Linked DNA regions of Homo sapiens: region 2 is linked to region 1. Evidence: chromatin loops called from intact Hi-C (ENCODE). Cell type or tissue: PC-9. All regions are shown on one strand. Each heading gives the region's core, and the rest is flanking DNA. Links, peaks and the distances in the headings are about the cores only.

Region 1 (11,822 bases), core at 1,219-9,218:
TCCTTAAATGTCTCTTCTCCAAATAGCTAGTTTTTCTTAAAATGGTCATTATTAGAGATAAGGCCATTATTTAAGGTAGAAGTATCTTTAAAATTAACCTTTGCATTGATTTATTCAACTACTCCCTTATTTTTAAAAACAAGCATATCAAAGCATTTGCATTTTTCTCTCCAAGACAACAGAAACCCTAAACTACAGAATTATGTTGCTTTTTCTCTGCATGTAGCTCTTGGTTGTTTTCTTCCTTTTGCGTGGTGCCTGGTAATTTTATAAAGCATTCCCTTATTCATGCTGAAGTGATCATTAATGTAGTTGGTGAAATTGCATTTCTCCCCATTTCTGCACTCCTAAATTTGCAGGCATACACAAGTTATCTAAATACAGTGTGGTATTTTAAAGTATGCTTTTGTACATGCTGGACCTAAAGTGTTGGGTGACCCTCTCTCTGGATGTGGCATTTGGGGTGCATGAAGGGCTCTGCATTGGGCTCAGAGGGGGGTCTGAGGGCTGTGGAGAAGCTGGTGGAGGATGTGCTGTCCATGTCACTAAAGCATGTTGGCCCACGGTGGGCCATTGCCCAGTGACCTGTGACAGAAGATGAGTATGAGCCAGGAGGCCTTCTCCTGACCCACCCAGAGGGCCTTGGCTGCATCCACTGGAAGGCAAAAGACCAGGAGTAGGAGAGCCCACCTGCCCATACATTCTCCTTCCAGAGAAAGAGCACCACCCTCCACCAGCACCGAAGACCTTTTCCTTCCAGCCCCCCTGACTTCCAGAGGTCCTGGTCTAAACTAGGAAAAAGAAATTGACCTCTCTCTTTTTCCTCTTGGCTTGAAACATATGAGTCAAAATAAATCATCTACATTATTTTTTTCTTCTTTTTTTTCTTTTTTGGACATGTACAGAGCTCAGCCATCAGCCCTACTCCGGAAATTTCTTCAGAGACTCCTGGATAGTAAGTTGCCATTTTATTTTGTTTACATTGCTTACTATGTTAAATGTCAGAAATGGGAAGAGAGAAGTTTATATTTTGGACCCAGAGTGTGTTTTGTTTGTATCAGCCTAATGGCTCTGAATGATGTACAGTTTGGTGATAAAAAGTGATCTAATTATAGTCTTCAAATTATTTTTCTTCTGTTCTGTCCTCCTCTTCCAAATTAATTTTGTGATGATTTGTATTACCTTTTATAAAGTTTTCCCCATTTTAGCATCTTCACCTTTAGAATGGGAGTTTATTTGTCTAAGTTTAGAATCCAAGTTCTTGCCTGGCATGGTGGCTTATGCCTGTAATCTCAGCACTTTGGGAGGCTAAGGCAGGAGGATCACTTGAGCCCAGGAGTTCAAGACCAGCCTGGGCAACATAGACCCTGTCTCTACCCAAAAAAAAAAAAGGAAAAGCTGGGTATGGTGCTATGCATCTATAGTTCCAGCTACTTGGGAGGCTGAGGCAGGAGGATCTCTTGAGCCCAGGAGACTGAGGCTGCAGTGAGCTGAGATTGTACCACTGCACTCCAGTCTGAGTGAAAGAGCCAGACTGTGTCCCAAAAAAGAAAGAAAAAAAATCTCATTTGCTGGTTCTTATGGGGAGGGGAGTGTGACTGAGACAGGCCACATCTGGTGTAAAGATTGTGGGAGGGGGCTGGGTGCAGTGGCTTACACCTGTAATCCCAGCACTTTGGGAGGCTGAGGCAAGCAGATCACCTGAGGTAAGGAGTTTGAGACCAGCCTGGCCAACATGGTGAAATCCTGTCTTTACTAAAAATGCAAAAAATAGCTGGGCATGGTCCTAGCTACTTGGGAGGCTGAGGCAGGAGAATCACTTGAACCTGGGAGGCGGAAGGTGCAGTGAGCTGAGATCGCACCACTGCACCCCAGCTCGGGTGACAGAGTGAGACTCCATCTAAAAAAAAAAAAAAAATAGACGGGGGGAGGGAGGTGCCGAGAAGGGGCTAATTTACCTGATTCTCACATAGATGGGCATCTGTTTTCCTCTGTCAGTTCTTAGGACTCTGGATGATGCATGCATACCCCACTCCTTTGTGGGGTGCCACCAGCCTCTTCCCCTGCCAAACCATCCTGAATCCTATAGCAGATTGCCTTTCTCAGCACTTTGCTGTGAAGCTGTTATCCCAGCTGAAAATGTTCAGTGCTACCCTCACCTCCTGTTCTATATGTGATAAATAGCAAACATTTTAGCTTATATAGATAGGCCCTCGTGGAGCCTTCCTGTACCCAGGCTCACGTTAGTACCTCTGTGGTCCTTACTTCTGTTGCTGTATACCTGACATATACTCTTGTATTTTTATAATTGCTAGTGTATTATAAACTCCTCAAGGGCAAGGCCCCAGTCTTCACAGTGCCTGGGGCACCCAGTGAATTTAGGAAAGGAGCTTGTTCTGGTAGGAGCTTTTCTTATTTTGTCACCATCGCATCTGTGTCTTGTTCTTTGAAATATGACAATGAGGGGAAGACACACCTATTACCTATGCTAGTAGGGTTGGATAAATCCACAATGAGCAGAGTTGCTGAGTGTATAAGGTTTTTTTTTGACAGATATTGTGGTCTCTGGGACATATCCTACCTACATTGCTGGAGAATGTGCTTTACAGGAAGAGTTTCATTTGAAAGTCAGCAGGGATTTGGGTATTTTGGTGGAAAAATGGAAAAATTTAATCTATTTAGGGTAGTGATCAAAAGCTCTAGCTAGATCCATCATGTTAATTTTTCTTCTATAAATATGTGTGTTTCATGATTAATATACCCAGGAGCATAAGAAGAAATTAAGAAGACATATTAAGACAGCAGCTAGAGAAGGACTGCCTTAGGGGACAGTTCCCACCTTGGAGAAGGACTGGTGTAAAGTCTCTTGCATTCACTGTGGGGTTGGTGACTCAGTCGCCAATATGACAGGTGTCAGGGCTCAGGTGTAGCATCACAACCCGTGTCTCCTACTCTGGCTTTGCAGCTCACTCCCTTTTAAAGAGCTTCCAATTGAGCCGGGCCTTCAGCTCTAAAAATGACAATAAGTCACAGGTCCTCTAGGTCCTAGGATGTGCCTTCAGAGATGAAGCCCACCAGATGACCCTAGGCTACCTGCAGATAAAGGGTGTCCTCAAGGCCACAGCTCCGAGCAAGCTCTCCTTGGTCCCCCAGGCCACCTCTTTATTCTCAGCTTGTCACTTTGGCAGTCCTGACTGCCCGTGTTAACCCTGCTGCCTGCTCTCCTCGTTTACCTCCTCACCTCCATCCCCCTAAACTGCACAAGACGGAAAGGGCTTCATGGGACAGCTGGCAGAGTGAATTCCCTAGCTCTACTGGATCCAAGGCACTAAGCTCTGTATTCTAATAGGAATGTAGATATAGTCCCTTAATAGTTTTGGGACAAAACACACACACACACACACACACACACACACACACACACACACACATAAGGTTAGTAAATGAAAAGGCCAAGTGGCAAATGCTACCACAGGCAGTCAGGATAAAGGAGCACAGGTATCGAATAACATCATTTTAACAATTTATCAGGCATTTACTACGTGCCAGGTCCTGTGCTTGGTATTTTATCTACCTTACCTCATTTAATCCTCTGAACATTCCAAGATGAGGCATTATTTTTAATCCCCATTTTATAGATGAGGAAATAGGCACATCAAAGCAGTGTAATGCCATAGTTCCTCAGCAGGTTCAGGGCAGAGCCATATCCAGATTAGGAACGGTGAAGCTCTAGGCCAAGGGACTAGGGTTGGCAGTAAACTCTCATCTGCCCCATACTGATTCAAAATTTTGTAATAAGTTAGCAGAAGATATACTAAGGTTTAATGTTTTCAAGCTATTAAAAAACAATTTAGACCTGGCGTGGTGGCTCACGTCTGTAATCCCAACACTTTGGGAGGCCAAGGTTGGGGGATCACTTGAGGCCAGAGTTCAAGACCAGTCTGGGCAACATGGCAAAACTTCCTCTTTACAAAAAATACTTTAAAAATTAGCTGGGCTTGGTGGTGCACGTCTGTAGTCCCAGCTACTCAGCAGGCTGAGGTGGAGGATTGCTTCCCCGGGAAGCGGAGGTTGCAGTGAGCCAAGATCGCACCACTGTACTCCAGTCTGAGTGACAGAGCGAGACTCTGTCTCAAGAAAAACAAAAAGCAAACACCCCCCCCCACACACACACAATTTAAGCAACTATTTATGATATTGGGTTAGCAGGATTGGAGGGTACTAATGTAAGCTGACTAAAAGAGCAAATTGTTTTCAGACACTGTGAATGTGCGTGAAGATATTCAATCTGTTAATTTACCAAGAATTCTTATTTATATCACTGAAAATAGGTCTTCAAAGCCTCTGTTTTTCAGCTCTCATGAAATACTTGGCAGGAATAAATGAGTTTTTTCCTCCTGCTAGTCTACCATTTGGGGATTTTTCAGTAATCGGGCTTGGTTTTCCCCCAGTTTATCCAAATGAATAAGATTTTTTCATATCTGGAATTGGTGAGGAACCAGCCTAAATGGGGTGCCTGACACAAAGGAAAGCATACAGTAAATGTTTGCTCAATGAATGGATGGATCTGTAAATCTTAATCAACTGAAATCCAACTTGGTTAGCACTGAGGCAGGCAGCTTGTAAGTTGAACCTAGTGCCTTTCACTGGTTGGACAGGAATGATGTGTAGGCAGAAACATTGGCAGGACTTGACCTTAACCCAAAGAATGAAGGAGGAGGAGTCACAGGTGGCCCAGGTTCACAGTTTTGTGGCAACTGGAGAAGTGATGGTGTTGTTTTAAGTCCACTTTAATAAATTGGACAGACTTCAATTGATAATTTTATTAACTAACACTGATTACATATGATAATATTAAAAGAACTGGGAACAGAGAGGAATTCACCCATAGTCCCAATATCCAATACAACTACAAGTCCTTGCCTTCAATATATATATTTTTTATAATTAACATCACAGTGTGTGTCCAGTTTTGTACTTTATTTTCCTAGCATTTCAGATCTATAAATCAGTAGTGGTAACTACTCATTACTTTCATTTCAATGTATTTCAGCATTGATTAACCTTCTTTGCCTAACCAAAGAGCTTTACTCTATTTGACCAGCAGGTGGCACTCAAGAACAAGCTGTTCTTCCCTATATGGTGATGGTAGACTAGCAAACGCTTTTTCCCCTTAATCTGATTTGAGAACAAAACACAGATCATAACCTGAAGAACTATATGAAACAGTAGAGGTCCTCCGGGACTTTACAAATGTGTCAGAAATCTGTATGCATGTAGGCATTTAATTTTATAGAATCATTTATTCCATTAATATTTATTGAACAACCATGCAAGGCACCAGATATGCAAGGATTAAGAAGATAAACTTTCTGCCCTCAAGGGGTTCCAGGTGTAATAGGGGAGACAGATTTGTAAATAACCAGAGTCCAGTGGGGTAAATGCAATGATGGGGCCCAGGAGGGAGGAGTGAGCACCTATTGTTTTGTGGAGGAAGAAAGGTTAAGCTTTATGGAGGAGGTGCAAATAAAATGTGAATAACAATATCAGTATAGATATAATTTTTTTCATGCAGTACAAAAGGCTATAAAATGAAACTTCTAGAGGATTATCTAGACTCCTTCCTGCAAAGCCACAGTTAACAACAGTTAGGTTTTTTTTCTTCTTCTTCTTCTTGAAATAACTAAATTATTTTGAATGGTGAATGTAAGCTTTATGAGGCTGGAACTTTTTGTCCGTTCTGTTGCCTGTTGAATCTTCACCTAGGAGAGCGATTGACACTTAATAGATGCTCAGTAAATATTTGTTGACCGAATAAATGAGCAGTAGAATGACATGATGAGATCTTTTCTAGACAGAGATGACTGGAGGGCATCAGGGCTGGAGACTGGGGGAGCAATGCGTGTTTGTTGTACAGTTGTAGGTGAGCAATGATAAGGCGGGAGGTGGAGAGTAAAGGGATTAATGTGAGCTGTGTCAAAGATAGGGAAGAAGCAGGACTTGGTGACTGATTAGGCTTAAGGAGCAAGGAGAGAGAGAGAAGGGGACCGATTTCCTGAGCTTTCTGGGTTGTGTGATGGAAGATGGTTTGGGACACGTTGAGTTTAAGATGCCTGAGAAACATTCAGGTGGATGTCTAGAAGGCGGTTGAATGTATGTGTCTGGAGCTCAAAAGAAGGGTCTGTGTACATAACAGATTTGCAGGTGGGTTTCTTGTACAATCTCCCCATGCCTATTAGTTTTGCAAGTGAAAGAAATTGAGGCCAAGAGAAACAGACTGTTCGCAAGTTTTTAAACAAGAGTGGGTTTGCCTCTACTGATCCACATTCCTTGTTGGAGTCAGGTGGGAATCCCAGTCTCCAGGACTCTGTCCACTGCCTCCGGAACCTGCCCGTTAGCACAATTGGAAACAGTTGGCCCTAGGATGATTGCTCTGTTCTCTCACTTTACTCTTCCAGTGAGTGTGTTTTTGTTGAATCCCCTTGAAACTCAGCAGCCAGCTCTGCATCTTAGCCAGAGGCTGAATTCTCTGTGCTAGCTCTTCTTGCTTGCTCTTCCTGAACCAAAATCTGGGTTAATCAAGGCTGCTCAGAGCTGAGCTTCTGAACTTAACTTGTTTTGTTAAGTACTCAGCTGCTATTCCTGATTGGACCTTTCTCAACCAGCTGAGGGGATAAGGCTGCTTCTCTCATCCTCTCTGGTACACTTGGACAGAGCAAGTACTCTGTGACCTTGGGCAAATGCCTTTGACATTCTGGTCTTCAGTTTCCCCTTTTGTACAGTGAAACAAATGGTCTCTCTTCAACATTAGAAGATCTGATGGATATGATACACTTAAAAACACTGTTGTGGCTGGGCATGGTGGCTCATGCCTGTAATCCCAGCACTTTGGGAGGCCAAGGCGGGAGGATCATGAGGTCAGGAGCTCAAGACCAGCCTGGCCAACATAATGAAACCCTGTCTCTACTAAAACTACAAAAAAAAAAAAAAAATTAGCCAGGCTTGGTGGCAGGCACCTGTAGTCCCAGCTACTTGGGAGGCTGAGGCAGGAGAATCACTTGAACGTGGGAGGCGGAGGTTGCAGTGAGCTGAGATCACTCCACTGCACTCCAGCCTGGGCGACACAGCATTGTTGTAGAGCTCTTGGGTATTGTTTTTAAACAAGGAGTGCCTCAGTTTCAAAATGTTACCCATCTGGAAAAAGCATGTTTTGTTAGCTTTGGTATCAGAAAAAAAACAATTGGCTTGGCAAATCCATTCTGAGAGATTTCCTGAGTGCTAGTTTATCATTCTGGTAGGAAGCAGGAAAAAACGGTGATAATGGGTGGAATAAGGCCAGAGAGTGAGGTGGCTGAGGGGTTGGGGTGGGGTGAGATCTGACTGTTGGTGAGGTAGAGCAGAGATGTGAGGTCAGGCAGCCAGTTATGGTCAAGAGTCATGACAGAACAAAGTTATTAGGAACTTAGGAAGATGGCTTAGAAGTTCTGGACAGGCTGGGCATGGTGATTCACTTCTGTAATCCCAGCACTTTGGGAGGTCAAGGTGGGTGGATCACCTGAGGATAGGAGTTTGAGATCAGCCTGACCAACATGATGAAACCCTGTCTCTACTAAAAGTACAAAAATTAGCCGGGTGTGGTGGCGCATGCCTGTAGTCCCAGCTACTAGGAAGGCTGAGGCAGGAGAATCACTTGAACCCGGGAGGCAGAGGTTGCAGTGAGCCAAGATGGCACCACTGCACTCCAGCCTGGGCGACAGAATGAGATTCTGTCTCAAAAAAAAAAAGTTCTGGCCAAAGCTGAGGCAATTCAAAGGATAGCAGGCACAGCAGAATGGAAGCTGCTGTCAGTCACTCTGTTAAAAGAAAAACTTTAGACAAATTAAATTTAGCAGATTTATTTAAGGCATAGAAGGATTTATGTTCAGGCAGCCCTTAGAACCAGGGGCAGTTCAGAGAGCTTCACCCAGCAACATGGGCAGGCAGCATTTATAAACAACAAAAGACAGCAAGTACAGCTACAGCTGGATTGGTTGCAGCTCCACAGTTGCCTATTTGGGCATTTATATAGATGTGGGCTGATCAGTTGGCAGCCTGGGATTGGCTGAAGCTTGGCTGCTGTGATTGGCTGAGACTCAGCTACTTGTTATAAGAGCATACTCTTAGATTGTACTTTGTTTACATAGTTAGGTTGCAGAAGAATAGGAACTCAAAGTATGGATGCAGCCTCAAGCCCAATTTAGTTTACTGATCTCCAATGCTTAAGGAGGTGTGGTAGCCCCAAACCAAGGTGGGAGGGGCTTCAGACACCATACCTTCAAAAGAGACCTCAGTCACCACAGCTGTTGGTCAGCAAAGATAAAGGACATCTATTCATGGATGTTTTTGCTGTTGAAGTTATACAAAAAAGAGGAAACATAGCATTAAACTGAAGGGCAAAATCAGAAAATGCAACCAAAGGGAAGAGGGTGGATAATGAATAGGAAATTTAGAAAAGGGACATATTTATTTTTAATTAGGAAATTCAAAATTATAAGCCAGTTTAGATCAACTCACATTTATTTAAATTGGCATATGGTGCCACAGCCTTGCAAGCTACCCTCAGGTTCTTCCATCTCCTCTAAGTAAAGAGGAAAAGCATTTGACCTCCACATCCAGGCCAGAGTGAATTAAGAGGGTCCTGGGGGAGCTCTGACCCCCACCCTCGGCAGTCCCCTGAAATAGGGTATATAAAGCCCTTAGCCCCAGGTGGGTACAAGGTGAGGCTCAGTAAGTGGCAGCTCTGCGAGGGGATTACCAGTGCCAGAAGCAATAGTATTGCTCAGGGGACTTTATTATTCTAAGGTGGAGATGTCGCGGTATTCTACCAGAGTCCCCACCTCTTTTCCATTTCTGACTCCTGTGTCTGGTGCCGCTTATCTTAGGGGTGTATTCATGGTGAGTAACACTCAGCAGTGATGGTGTATACGGAGCTGGAGCATCCCTGAGCTCCCTCTGGTTCCTGTGGTGTGCAAGCCACTGCCTCCTCAGTTGTAGGAAAATGTTGTATCTATTAATAAAACAGCAGCTGAAGGTTGGGCACAGTGGCTCATGCCTGTAATCCCAGCACTTTTAGAGGGCAACGTGGGAGGATTACTTGAGGCTAGGAGTTCAAGACCAGCCTGGGCAACATAGTAAGACCCTGTCCCAACAAAAAAATAAATTAATGAGCAGTAAAATAAAACAGGAGCTGAGAGAGAATACTATCCGTGTAGTGCTCAATGGCCTAGTTCAAGTTCCAGCCCTGCCATTCTGCTAACCTGCCTACTTTGACAAATTACTGAATCTCTCAGTGCCTTGTTTCCTCATCTAAAAAATGGCAGAAGTAGGAATGTTAGGATTGAAGTGATAATGATCAATAGGCACGGTGCCTGCCACATAGGACGCCTCACCAAGAGGTGTGTAGAGTTGTTTTTGCTGTCATTACCAGTGACCATGGGGACTCAGAGGCTGCAATTATGCACAGAAAGAAAGGCCAGTTTCCCGGAATGTAAAAGCATCACATTATTGATCGTTGCTGGTTGAGTAGAGGAAAATATAGCTGGACAGATGTGTGATCAAGCAGTCACAGTTTGTGGCCCCCGTAGAAGCTAGGTGGGGGGAATATGGGTGTTCACTCTGTAATTCTTTAAGCTGTTCTATATGTTAGTTGATGTTCACAATGAAACAGAGGGATGAAGGAATTCCACCTAGCAATGGGTCTTCAGAGCTGAAAAATCTATTTTGATACCAGTAACCTGAGTTGGGTAGGAATAAAAGAAGCTCAGCAGAAGCCTATGTGGTTCTGCGGGATAGGAGTCATTCACTTAACTGAGAAATATGTGTGTGTGTGTGTGTGTGTGTGTGCGCGCGCGCGCGCGCGCATGTCTGTGCATGTGCGTGTCTGTGTGTGTGTGTGTGAATGACAGTGTGTTAGTGGCAGGCATAGAAAAGTGGGATTAGGAGAAGGGAGGGACTCAGTGAGTAAGTACCCTTGATTTTTTTTTCTGTGCCTCACCTCATTCCAAAAGGAATTTGTGGTAACTTGCAGAAATACCTCGATGTTAACAAGATAAAAATAAATGGAGGCTATAAAGGAGCAATTGTTTATGCTTATACTACATGTCAGGTCATAATCTTCTGAACACAAACTTTGAAAGAAGTGAGTGCAAATGTGGCTGTGATACTAAGAGCCCATAGAATCCCAGGTTCCAATTTCACTTGGTCACTGATTTTTCTGGAGACCCAAGACAGTTGGGCTTCCCCCTTTCATTGATGATTTTATATTCCAAATGCTTACGAAGAATAACCAAGAAAAATAATCCAGGTAGTGGACTTGAAGTAGCTGACACTGCCTGGCTACGTGACAGAGGCACGTCTGACAGAGAGCTTGACTGCACCATCTTGCGTGCAGCCATTGGGTCCTCCTGCCCTCCCCTATGTGTGATCCTCCCCCTGTTCTCCCCTATCCTTCCTCCAACCCTTCTTCCCCAGGCAGCGTTCCACAGAATTTTTCTTTTAAAGCACAAATGTAGCCATTCCAATTAGAGAACTTTGCTGTTTGGTCAAGATTCCTGAGCATTCAGGGCTCCATGGGCCTGTCTGTAGAAATGTCTGTCTAAATAAGAGCACTCTTTAGAAAGGACAGTTCTTGATTAGGATACCAGGTGTATTTCTTGTCCTCAGCAGGTAATGTGCTGTTTGAAAAATGTTAAAAGCACTAACTCCTATTCTTATCTTTATTTTTTCCCTTTTCTCTCTTTCTTTCAAAATTACCTGTTCATAGTATATATTCTTCCAACTTCCATGCAGTGAAGAGGGAATCAGACGGGGCTCCTGGGGATCTCACTAGCTTGGAGAATGAGAGACAAATTTATAAAAGTGTCTTGGAAGGTGGTGACATCCCTCTTCAGGGCCTGAGTGGGCTCAAGCGACCATCCAGCTCTGCTTCCACTAAAGGTAATTAACTGGGTGAAGCCTGCAGGCCTCTGTCTCCCATCCACCTCCATTCACTGAGCGTCGGCCGTGGTGAACCTCCAGCAATGGGGATAAGTCCTGCCTTGTTCAGACCCACATTCAGGCCTCAGAGCCCTCTTAAATTCCCTCCCCTATTTTCTTACCGGCCATTTTTCTTTCTGGTTTTAATAGTTTCTGTTCCTTTGACCCCCCAACCTTGTTCTCCTTCAAGATTTCTCTCTCTCTCTCTCTCTCTTTCTCTCTTTCTCTCTCTCTCTCATTCTAATTACCTTTTCTTAGAAATTAGCTGAGCTTTAGCCATTCCTAACTCTAGCAGGGTAGCCATTTTTTTTTGTTGTTGCATCCTTGCACCTGCTTTGCAGCACAGATTATTTTGCTTCCGGACCTCGACTGGAAATTTTTTAAAAGCCCTTATGACAAATGAGCATGTTACCTCTCCTTTTTCTTTTTAGCAGCTTTCAGCTTTAACCTAATGGGTCTATTTATTTTATTCTGCATGCTTACCAGTGGATCGTAAAGGTGGGAATGCTCACATGATTTCTTCATCTTCAGTCCATAGCCGAACGTTTAACACTAGCAATGCGTTAGGCCCTGTGTGTAAGCACAAGAAGCCCCTGTCAGCTGCGAAGGCCTGCATTTCGGAAATCCTTCCATCCAAATTCAAACCCAGGCTCTCTGCTCCCAGCGCTCTTTTGCAGGAACAGAAGAGTATCCTCTTGCCCTCAGAGAAGGCTCAAAGCTGTGAGAACCTTTGTGTTTCTGGTTCTTTAAATGATTCCAAAAGAGGCCTCCCCCTCCAAGTGGGAGGGAGCATTGAGAACCTGCTCATG
Region 2 (11,822 bases), core at 629-8,628, 100 kb after region 1:
CTGTCTGGTTTCCATGAGCCATGGAGTGGAAATCTCTATTTTTGTTACAGTGAAACTTCTAGTGAGACTTTAAAATTACTAAAATAAAGCAGCAATTAATATAAAAAAAAGCAGTACATAGTGTACAATTTGTCACCCAGATAGAATTTCTCAGGACAGTAGACTGCCCTAAGATCCCATATTTGTGAATAAATCTCTCAGTAGTTGGATTATTGGATTGTAGGTGATTTTATTTCTTTCTGCCTTATGTGCCTCTTCTAAATAATCTACAAGGCATGGGTATTGTTTTTGAAATAAGGGACAAACTTAGAGATGTTTAGAACATCTTTTGTAAAATTCCTCACACCCAACATGCTACTTGTCTCAAAGTATGTGTCTGTTGGATACATTAATGAATTAGTAATGATAAACTAGGTATGTTGATAATGCCTTTTGAAAATTTTACACTGGTTTGTGATGGTTATGCATTTGACCCAAGTTGAAGATTTGAAATTTAACTTATTTTTCTAAATTTGGGATACTATTTAGTTTTTATGGTGAATTAAGATGTAATTAAAATACAATATATAGCTAGCTATCTTTTATACATAAAACAGAAACTTGTATGAAGTTGAACTCACTTGGTATATTAGTGTGTGTTAATTGGGTGGTTGGATATAAGTCATATTTTCTCAAATAGAATCCATTAAAATTTCAAAAACGAAGTCACATAAAATTTTTGCCATTAAGATAGTAAAAATAATTATTAAAAATCCCAAGAGTCATTTTAAGGATCATTTTGCATCATTTCAAAACTGATGTGAACATATTCTTCTATACAACTCCTCTCAGGAAAGTTCGTAAAATGGCACTTGGTCTATACACTGGCAGTTGTGCAAACTAATTTAAAACATGCCACAGTTAGTTTCAGTTTCCTTGGGAGTTCTCAGCTACTTCATTAAATTTACCATAAATGTTAAATTTTAATTGTTAAATTTTAATTTTTACATATTTTATAACACACAAGGAATGATTTCGTTTTAACTTGGTCTATCTGAAATCCTCATTTTCATGTAAATAAGGTAATTATGTAAATTTCAGTTATAGTTTTCATTTGTAGTATATTTGAATTTTCATTTTAAATCTGTAGTTACCTGTATTAATCTTTTGAAGGTAGTTCTCTTCAGATTACAAAAATTCTCAAATACTTTAAACCCTTGTATTTTTCTTGTGATTCTAGTAATGCTTTATTACTGTAAGAAAAACTTCTCACCCATCATTTTTCCAGTCTTTTACTTCCAGCCATTCTAAAGTAGAGGATAAATGAGTAAGAGCAGAGTTCATCTATAATAAAAAGATCTGTTGGTTCATGTAATGCCAACCAACACCCCAGCTTATCTGAGGTCAGCATAGTTACACACCTAGTTTGTACTTCCTCATTATTGAGTTTCCTTGGAGACTGATAAATACAAAGCCCAAACAATTACATCATCCCTTCTAAAAGGCAAGCCCTGAATCTGCCTGCTTTCTGGAAAGACCAGTCAGTATTCAGATGAGGGTAGAGATATTCCTTTTATGTACAAACCAGATGCATTCTTGAAAGATTCTTTAGAAAGTGAAATCATCCGAATTTTCAACCTGAATTTTCCATTGACTTCCATTCTAATTGGAAATGTGTTTCGGTGGAGGGAGAAGGGAACAGACCCTGGTTGAATATGTGCCACGAGCCAGGCACTGTACTTGACACTCTAGTAACTCACACAAATCCTTGTAAAGAAGGCTTTATCTTCTTCATTTTAAAGATGAAAAATGGGCTTAGAGGGGTATTCCTTGCCAAACAGGAAATTGCAGGGAAAAATTGAGCCAAGGCGGAAAAATAAAGACCCTTCCTTGGGGCTCTGCATCCTCTGCTGCTCCTAGGAATTGCCATGGTGATGGAGAGAAGAAGAAAGAATGACCATCCTGGCTGCGGCACATGTAGGCAAGGGTACCAGGCCACCCATCTGTAAATCTCTGTCTTCATGACCATAGCCTTTAATTACTATATATTATTTATTTGGGTAGCTGTGCCATAAAATTTACTTAACTACTCTTTGATAACTGCTGAAGTTTTGTGTTGTTTTTTATTTTTTGTTATTTATTTTTATTTTTTATTTGTGAGATGGAGTCTTGCTCTGTCACCCAGGCTGGAGTGCAATGGTGCAGTCTTGGCTCACTGCAACCTCTGCCTCCTGAGTTCAAGTGATTTTCTTGCCTCAGCCTCTGAGTAGCTGGGATTACAGGCAGGTGCCACCACGCCTAGCTAATTTTTATATTTTAGTAGAAACGAGGTTTCACCATGTTGGCCAGGCTGGTCTTGAATTCCTGAACTCAGGTGATCCTCTTGCGTTGGCTTTCCAAAGTGCTGCGATTACAGGAATGAGCCACCGTGCCTGGCCTGTTTTGTTTTTTTAGGGATGAGAGTCTAGCTCTGTCACCCAGGCTGATGTGCAGTGGCACGATATGGCACACTGCATCCTCCATCTCATGGGCTTACATGATCCTCCTGCCTCAGCCCTCTCAAGTAGCTGGGACTACAGGCTACTTGACTGTCTAACTTTTTTTTACGGATGGGGTCTTACTATGTTGCCCAGGCTGGTTTCGAACTCCTAGGCTCAAGCAATCCTCCTGATTTGGACTCCCAAAGTGTTGGGATTACAGGCGTGAGCCACTGCACCCAGCCAAAAGAGAAATCTTTTTTTTTTTTTTTTTTTTTTTTTTTGACAGAGTTCCACTCTCGTTGCCCAGGCTGGGGTGCAATGGTACAATCTCGGCTCACCGCAACCTCTGCCTCCTGGGTTCAAGAGATTCTCCTGCCTCAGCCTCCCGAGTAGCTGGGATTACAGGCATGCGCCACCATGTCTGGCTAATTTTTGTATTTTTAGTAGAGATGAGGTTTCTCCATGTTGGTCAGGCTGGTCTTGAACTCCGGACCTCAGGTGATCCGCCCGCCTCGGCCTCCCAAAGTGCTGGGATTACAGGCGTGAGCCACCACGCTCGGCCCAAAAGAGAAGTCTTAAACATAAAAATATTTTCAGGTTGTTTTCTTTTATTTTAAATTAGGTACTCAATAAAGCTTTTAGTTTTCATGATTTTTTTTTTTTAAGAAAGCATAAAAGACTTGAATATTTAACAAAAAAGGAGAGAAAAAAGGAAGTGCAACAGATGACAGGAACTCTTTTGGAGGCAGCTGTTCTGGGCCTGGGTGTTTTAAGAAAGAGACTAGAGTTCAGGAAGATTTTTCTGGAAAACACAGACACTAAGACACATTTTGAGTTCAGCTGGCTGCACAGAGCATGCATCACCTAGAAGCCATGGGTTGTCCAGACACCCATATAGAAAGGACCTTGCTGATTGGGCTATCAGAAAAGCTGTGATGCTGGCAGGAGGGAAAGAAAAAGTAGAAAAGCTGTAGTTTTAGAAAACAGGAATGTTAATTTCCAAAGTGGCTTTGCGGGTTTGTAAAGGAGCTCTGAGATGTTGTAGCTGTAGTAATTATTCACCTGACTCTTAACAAGTCTAGGGTGGGGGTGGAGGGAACTTTCTCAAATTACAGAAAGAGGGGAATGAGAACACAAGGAACTCAAAAGTCCTTTTCTGCAGCTCTGCTGGGTACCGCCCCTGTAACAGGTATCCCCGACCTTCTATCTGATTAGCCTTGTCTTTCTCCCAGAAGAAACAATAGATCCTTAATTTCCTTTACCCTTGCTCTGCAGGAGACTGAGACCATCTCTGCCTAGTCAGCAGCTGCTTCCCCTGTGACACCACACCCTCTTACCTTGCTTGTCTAACTTGCTCACTTATGGAGAATTTATCTCCACCTTTTATCATCTCCTGCTTTTGCACTGACCAAAGTGACTGCATATTTCTCTTCACCTAGTGCTTTAATCTCTTTGGTATGTGCCCTGAAAGCGTGTTTTAGCTCTGACTTGAATCTTACAGCCCAAAGCATCAAGGGCTGTCCTGCCCGAGGGTGCCTTAGAGGGCAGGCTTTGCTGGGCCTCAAGGAAGAATCAGAAGGTAGAGATGATTCAGGGGGTGTGAACTCGCACAGGTGCCCATTGTGGGAAACTTCCCCAGTCATTGCCCGTGTGTCTCAGTGGGTGTGTCAGTGTCCCTCAGCTAAAGTTTGGGTTGAACTAGGGCCATCTTAGCAGCTGGAACACCTCTCCCTGGCGCTCAGCCTGCACTGCCCATCAAGGGGTTTGCATTGGATGCCCCCCTTGATTTCTCCTCTGATCCCTGCCTGCAGGAGGTCCTGCACATAGGAAGCGCCCACAACCGAAGTGCCATGCCCTTTACCGCCTCGCCTGCCTCCAGCACTACTGCCAGGGTCATCACAAACCAGTACAACAACCCAGCTGGCCTCTACTCTTCTGAAAATATCTCCAACTTCAACAATGCCCTGGAGTCAAAGACTGCTGCCAGCGGGGTGGAGGCGAACAGCAGACCGTAAGTAGCCCAGGAGTCCTCCTCTGAGCCGCTCCTGGGAGGGGCTTTTCACATCAGGACCAGGGCTGCCCAGGCAGGTGCAAGAGCCACTACTCCAGGGAGAAAAATGACTACATTAGCAGAACACTTCTGTGTTCATTTTCTTCATCTACACAAAGGGGACAATACCTCCTGCTTTATAGGGTGTCTGTAAAAGTAAGAATTAATACGTAAAATGCCCAGCATTGTGTTAAGCACAAACAAATCACTTAATCCTCCAGAACTGTTTTTATTTGTGTTTTGATTTCTGTGGTCATCATCTTCTAATTGAACATAGTCCTTCCTTGACAGGCCTGCTGCTTCCCGAGAAATTCTTCAGTATTATTAGTCGGGGAGTGTTTGAGGGAATCTAGAGTAGCCTGTGCTTATGTCCACCATCTGAACTAAGCAAGGGAGAAATACTTCATGCTGCATAGTTTTGGTGAAGCAGTGTTTGCTTTTTCCCTAGAGTGGACCAGAGGTCATGAAAGAAGAGAGGTCCCTGAGGATATAAATGCTTGTCCTAGGAATAGGTTCTGATCTGGGGACAGAGGCAGGCTTAACTGGGGGAGAGGTAGGGCTGCAGGTGGAAAGGGGAGAGGTGTCTGAGGAAGTGCCTTGCTGGGGACTGAGGAGGCATGTCCTCTTCTGTCACAGATCATCTGGCTGCAGCTGCCTTTGAGTCTTTTTTTTTTTTTTTTGAGACAAGCTTTCGCTCTGTCACCCAGGCTGGAGTACAGTGGTTTGATCACAGCTCACTGCAGCCTCGACCTCCTGGGTTCAAGTGATCCTCCCACCTCAGCCTCCTGAGTAGCTGGTACTACAGGTGTGTGCCACCACACTTGGCTAAGTTTTACTTTTTTTTGTAGAGATTGGGGTCTCACTGTGTTGCCCAGGCTGGTCTCGAACTCCTGGGCCCAAGTGATCCTCCCACCTCAGACTCCCAAATTTCCGGGATTACAGGCATGAGCCACCAAGCCCTTTGAGTCTTTATTGGAGTCTCCTGGATCTTGCCAGCAGAGGGGCCCAGTGTCTGCTCCATCTCAGGCTCTTTGAGGATGAATCCAGAAACACTGGGAATCCCAGCAAAGGAACTGGGTTTGAGGATGGGTTAAAGATGGGGCCAATTCTCTGTAGGTGTAAAGTGGGTGGACTAGGTTAGGAATTGCCCACTCAAATACCCAAAAGTGGCAGGCAGGATGAGGAACTGAGGCAGAGCTCTGAGTAAACAAGGGTGCTGGGTGGGGGTGGGGGTGGCAGCTGGAGCGTGCATTCCTGGTCCGGAGGGGACGCTGCTCCTTGGCTCCAGCCACGTGCCTCATGCAGGTCTCATTTCTGCTAATTATTTCCATTAAAACAGAAGTTGGAAAGCCTCTTTTTTTCGGAAATCTCCTGATTTTTAATTATTGGTGACATTTAAATTTTGTTGGAAAACACTGTGTGGTCCAAACTTGCCTTAGCTCTGAGAACCTTTCTCACTTGGAATCATCAATTTTTGTATTGCCTCTGAAGCCCGCTTTGCCATTCAGTTTCTCCCCAATTCACCTTTAACAAGAACCTGCTCAACTCTTAGGGTAATTAAATTGCAAACCAATGGCTTCAAATGCAGGTTGAGAGAGGTTAAGATACTAGAGGTTCCAAACTACTTAAATGTTTGGAAAGGGCTGTTGTAGCAACACCTCTCAAGGGCTCCTTGGGCATTCCTTGCATATAGTCACCCCTCCCCTCCCCAGAGAGAGACAGATGTCATTGGACACCCATGACATGTGCATCCCTGTTCCCTGTGCCTGACACTGAGAGGACACTAAGATTTCTTTCTTTCTTTTTTTTTTTTTTTGAGACGGAGTTTCACTCTTGTTGCCTAGGCTAGAGTGCAATGGAGTGATCTCTGCTCACCACAACCTCCGCCTCCCGGGTTCAAGCGATTCTTCTGCATCAGCCTCCCGAGTAGCTGGGATTACAGGCATGCGCCACCACGCCCGGATAATTTTGTGTTTTTAGTATAGATGGGGTTTCTCCATGTTGATCAGGCTGGTCTCAAACTCCCGACCTCAGGTGATCTGCCTGCCTCGGCCTCCCAAAGTGCTGGGCTTACAGACGTGAGCCACTGCGCCCAGCTGACACTAAGATTTCTTTTAACATTTCTTTGAGTCTGGTAGGGCAGACTTTTTTCTGTGTGACTTTGGCTTTAGAAGATGTTAAAGGTTACTGGCCATTTATCATAGTAACCAAGGCAGTCTCCACCAATGTTTCTTCTTCCCTCAAATTCTGGTTCTTGCAAGGGCTTACTGGCTTGAGATGATGATTCTCTTCCAGGCGACTGTGGGGACATTTGAGATACCTGAGAAACGGTGTCATACTGGTCCCCCTAGGCTTTCCACAGACACACCCTGAGAGGAAGCTTCCAAGCAGCTCAGGAGTGGTGGAAACACTGGGGGCCTGTGATCCCTGTTTTTAGCTGCTTTGGTGCTGGGGAGGCTGAGAACATGACCCTCTTTTACTGTCCCAGAGTGGAATATTCCATGATCTGGACTTAGTAACCCAGGAAATGACACATCCTTAATTGAAAGAGCTGCTATGCATTGGGAGAAATATGTGCCTGGGAAATATTTTTAGTATGGCCTTGGCTATTTTTCCTTCATTAATGTCTCTCTTCTCTCATGTTCCCTGCCTGCTCCCTCCTCTGAGTCTGAAACTACCAGGTGGCTGTTTAAGCCTTTCCTCTAGCCCCTGGCCCAGACTCTTTGGCTGCAGTAGTTGCCGAGTATCAAAATTTGTCTCTTTGCAGATTTTCTCAGCAGAGAGGGTCCTGTTTCTGTTCCACCCCGCACTCTTTGAGGCTGAACCCAGAAACAGTGGGAAAACCAACAGCCTAAGGCAGAGGAGCTGCCTAACTGGCCATGCTGCTTGTATGGGGGGATCTCAGCTTGCTGGTGTATTTCTAGTGCATTCCCACAAAGAAAGATTCTCCTGTGAGCCCAGCAGTCACCTGGTAACTTTGCTTGCTCAGTCAGCACAAGTCCCAAGTGCTCGCTCCCTCCCACTGTTTAGTCTGTGAAATTCGCTGAAGTTCCAGAATTGGCTCACTACATACTTTGCATCTGAGGTCATCACCCATTCTCTGGGGCTTGCCCTGGATTTCTTTGTCCTATGCACTTGAAAGTATTGTGGTGTGTCTGTTGCTATCTGTCTTGTAGGTCTTTACAGAGCTGTGTCCCAGTCAGATAAGAACAGAGATAGCCTTGCCAACTGGTAAGGCAGGTGAGGGGGTTTCTCTGCTGCCCTTCCTCCCAGTGCACACAGTGGAGGGGGAGGTCCTCAGTGGCCTTTTTCCTCTAGGTCAGTTCAGCATAATCATTTATTGAGTGCCTACTGTGTACCAGGTGGGCGAAGAAAATGTCAGTTCAGCAGAAAGCTAGCACCTTTCCTCTGTTCTCTTTTAATTGAGTTGAGGGGACCCTGGTCAAAATCAGAAAATTCAGAGCCCAGATTTCATTGTTTATATGATACTGCCTGATACTTCCTAAAGGCTTGGTAGATAGAGGGGCCTGAGCCTTGAATTCCAGCTCTGCCTCTTACTAGCTGTGTGACCTTGGGAAAACCATGTAACATCTCTGAAACTCAGTCTCCTGAGATCTAAGGTGGAAATAATACTAACTTCTTTACCACCAGGTTGTTGAGACAATGCAATGGGATGTGCACAGAGCACTCAGCACAGTGCCTGGCCCCTGGTAGGTGCTCACTAAATGCTAATTATTGCTAACTTTAGTTTCCATGAGGAACTCCATCCCCATCACTTCTGAGAACTGGGGGCTACAGAAGTGTGGAAGCACATAGACAAATGTAATGGAGAAGACTTTGCTGTGGCTTATGGTACACTTCTTTCTTGCCCATTAAATTCAGCCAGCCCACACAGCTAATCAGCTTACTGATGGGGTGGTGGTGTTCTCTTCAAGGAATGATTGGAGAGCTCCTGTAACCAACATACTAGGCCCTAGATAATAGCTCTTCCAAATTGTGTTGTAAGGTGTTGCCCCCAAACATTCATGAGGGAGATTTCTAAGCAGCTGCCCTGGAAATAAAGGGATGCATCATTTTCTATTCAAATATTATCACAAGGATGATGTTAACCCTGGCTTCTTCAGAGCTGAATCAGAAGTACACCTCTATCATGAAGGCTGCTTGCCCCTCTAGCTAAACCTGCCTGCCACCCACAGAAAACTGGCTCTGCTGTGCGGGCATTCCTCTCTCTTCTCCTGGTGCCCACAATTACCCCTCTGGTTTCTTATTGCAGGACCAATATGTGTGCCTTTGAAGACCAAAACTTAGGAAGCACACAGGCCAGGCTTCCCTTCTGAAAATGATTACATAGGGTTTCCCAGAATGGCGTTTTTGGGTGAACATTGGGGTAATCAGGCTGGGACATCTCATTTCTTGGGATATGAGATAGGAAAGATTTTTCTGGGTCCGCCTACCTCCTTTCCCCCACCTACATAAAAAACAAGTATTCCTCTACATTATTTCCAGCTAGCACTTAACTTCCACCATTTGGGGAAAATATTTCTTAAAATTAATTAAAATTTTTATTTTGAGATAATTGTAGATTCACTTGCAGTTATAGGAAATAATACAGAGATCCCCTATACCCTTTACCAATTTCCCTCAATGGTAACATCTTGAAAACACAATAGTAACAAAATTAGGATATTGACATCAATACACTCAAGATACTGAACATTTCCATCTCTGCAAGGGTTTCTCATGTCGCTCTTTTATAGCCACACTCGCTTCCCTCCTTTTCCCTCATCCTCCTTAACCCCTGGCAACTTACTTATCTACTCTTTATATTTTTATTATTTCAAAAATGTTATATTAATGGAATCATACAGTATGTAACCTGGGATTAGCTTTTCTACTCAGTATATTGTCTGGAGATTTATTTAGGTTTTTGTATCGATAGGTTTATGTATCAATAGTTTGTTCCTTTTTTTTCTGTTTTATGGGTTTGTCTTTTTTTATTGTGTTAAAAAACATGAAATTTATGATCTTAAACGTTTTTAAGTGTATTGTAATGTTTACTATGTGTACATTGTTGTGCAACACATCTCTAGAACTTTTTTATCCTGAAAAACTGAAATTCTGTACCCATTGAAAAACAACCTCACCTTAAAGTCCCCATCTCTCAAGCCCCTAGCAACCACTATAATACTTTCTAAGTTTGATTACTTTAGATATCTCATATAATTGGAGTCATGCATTTGTCTTTTTTCAATTACCATAATGTCCTCAAGGTTTTCCCATGTTGTAATATATGACAGAATTTCCTTCTTCTTTTCTTTTTTTTGAGACAGAGTCTCGCTCTGTCCCCCAGGCTGGAGTGCAGTGGCGCGATCTTGGCTTACTACAAACTCTGCCCCTCCAGGTTTAAGCAATTCTCTGCCTCAGCCTCCCGAGTAGCTGGGATTACAGGCGTGTGCCACCATGCCCGGCTAATTTTTTTGGTATTTTTTTAGTAGAGATGGGGCCTTCTTTTTTTAAGGCTGAATAATATCCCATTTTTTTTTCACATTTTCTTTATTCATGTTGATATGGTTTGTCTGTGTCCCCGCCGAGATCCCATCTTGAATTCCACGTGTTGTGGGAGGGACGAAGTGTGAGGTAATTGAATCATGGGGTCAAATCTTTCCCATGTTGTTCTCATGATAGTGATTAAGTCTCACAGGATCTGATGGTTTTAAAAAGAGGAGCTCCCTTCACCAGCTCTCTCTCTCTTTGCCTGCTCCATCCATGTAAGATGTGACTTGCTCCTCCTTCCACCATGATTGTGAGGCCACCCCAGCCATGTGGAACTGTAAGTCCAATTAAACCTCTTTCTCTGTAAATTGCCCAGTCTTGGCTATATCTTTATCTGCGGCATGAAAACACACGAATACACATGTTTTTATGGACGTTTAGGTTGCTTGCACCTCCTGGCTATTGTGAGTAATGCTGTAATGAACATGGGTGAGCAAATATCTCTTTGAGATCCTTCTTCATTTCTTTTGTATATAATCAAAAGTGGGATTGCTGGATCATATGGTAAATTTTTAATTTTTTGAGTAATCTCCATACTGTTTTCCACAGCAGCTGCACCATTTTACATTCCCATCATCAATACGCAAGGGCTCCATTTTCTCCACAACCTTACCAACATTTGTTTTATGTCTTTTTGATAGTGGCCATCTTAATAGATGTGAGGTGATATCTCATTTTGGTTTTGATTTGCATTTCTTTAATGATTAGTGATGTTGAGTATCTTTTCATATGCTTGTTAATCATTTTTGGCTAAATGTCTATTCAAATCCTTTGATCATTTTTTAATCGAGCTATTTGTTTTTTGTTGAGTTGTAGGAGTTTTTTTTTATATATTCTGGATATTAATTATACGTATGTTTTGCAAATATTTTTTCTATTTCATAAGTTGCCTTTTCACTCTGTTGTTTCCTTTGTGGTACAGAAATTTTAAAGTTTGATGTAGTTCTATTTGTTTATTTTTGCTTTTGTTGCTTGTGTTTTTGTGTCATATTCAAGAAATCATCACCAAATTCAATGTTAGGAAGCTTTTTTTATTTTTATTTTTATTTTTTAATAGAGACAGGGTCTCAGGCTGGTCTCGAACTTCTGGGCTCAAGTGATTCTCCTACCTTGGCCTCCCAAAGTGCTGAGATTACAGGTGTCAGCCACAGCACCTGACCCCCTATGTTTTCTTTTAGAAGTTTTATATTTATAGTTTCTGGTCTTATGTTGGTCTTTAATCTATTTTGAATTCTTTCTTTCTTTCTTTCTTTCTTTCTTTCTTTCTTTCTTTCTTTCTTTCTTTTTTTTTTTTTTTAAGATGAAGTCTCATTCTGTTGCCTGGGCTGGAGTGCAATGGCATGATCTTGGCTCACTGCAACTTCTACCTCCTGGGTTCAAGTGATTCTTTGGTCTTAGCCTCCTGAGTATCTAGAACTACAGGCTTGCGTTGCCACTCCTGGCTAATTTTTTTGTAGTTTTTGGTAGAGATGGAGTTTCACTGTGTTGGCCAGGCTGGTCTTGAACTCCTGACCTCAAGTGATCTGCCTGCCTCAGCCTCCCAAAGTGCTGGGATTACAGGCATGAGCCACTGTCTCCAGCCAAATTATTTTTTTATGTGGTGTTAGGTAAGGGTCCAACTTCATTCTTTTACATGTGAATATCCAGTTTTTCCAACACCATTGAAGAAATTATTCTTTAACCATTGTGTAGCTGTGGCACCCTTGTTGAAGATCATTTGACAGTGTATGCAAAGGTTTATTTGTGGGCTCTCTATTCTA

Evidence for each region. Peaks named below come from ENCODE experiments on the same cell type or tissue, not always from the same donor. Only the 100,000 strongest peaks of a DNase experiment are listed, where the experiment ranks them.
Region 2: it touches region 1 in a loop (5-fold over the local background); 5 of 110 quality-filtered maps call a loop at or near these places.

What each region holds. Positions count from the first base shown.
Region 1 is chr10:95,356,783-95,368,604 of GRCh38, reverse strand. It overlaps SORBS1 (sorbin and SH3 domain containing 1), which reads left to right. Exons shown (of 33, transcript NM_001034954.3): 22 at 906-955; 23 at 10,802-10,974. Among named protein-coding and RNA genes, the nearest start is that of PDLIM1, 72 kb to the right of the region's middle. In PC-9, for the core only: CTCF peaks have their summits at 4,905 and 5,108 (motif pointing right); a DNase peak (open chromatin) is centred at 5,134.
Region 2 is chr10:95,256,512-95,268,333 of GRCh38, reverse strand. PDLIM1 (PDZ and LIM domain 1) reads left to right here. Exons shown (of 7, transcript NM_020992.4): 4 at 4,271-4,470. Among named protein-coding and RNA genes, the nearest start is that of PDLIM1, 29 kb to the left of the region's middle. RefSeq lists enhancers at 3,249-4,024, 7,247-7,936. In PC-9, for the core only: no CTCF peak of the experiment used is centred there; DNase peaks (open chromatin) are centred at 1,443, 3,833, 6,963, 7,593 and 1 weaker place; H3K4me3 peaks cover 890 bases; H3K27ac peaks cover 7,666 bases.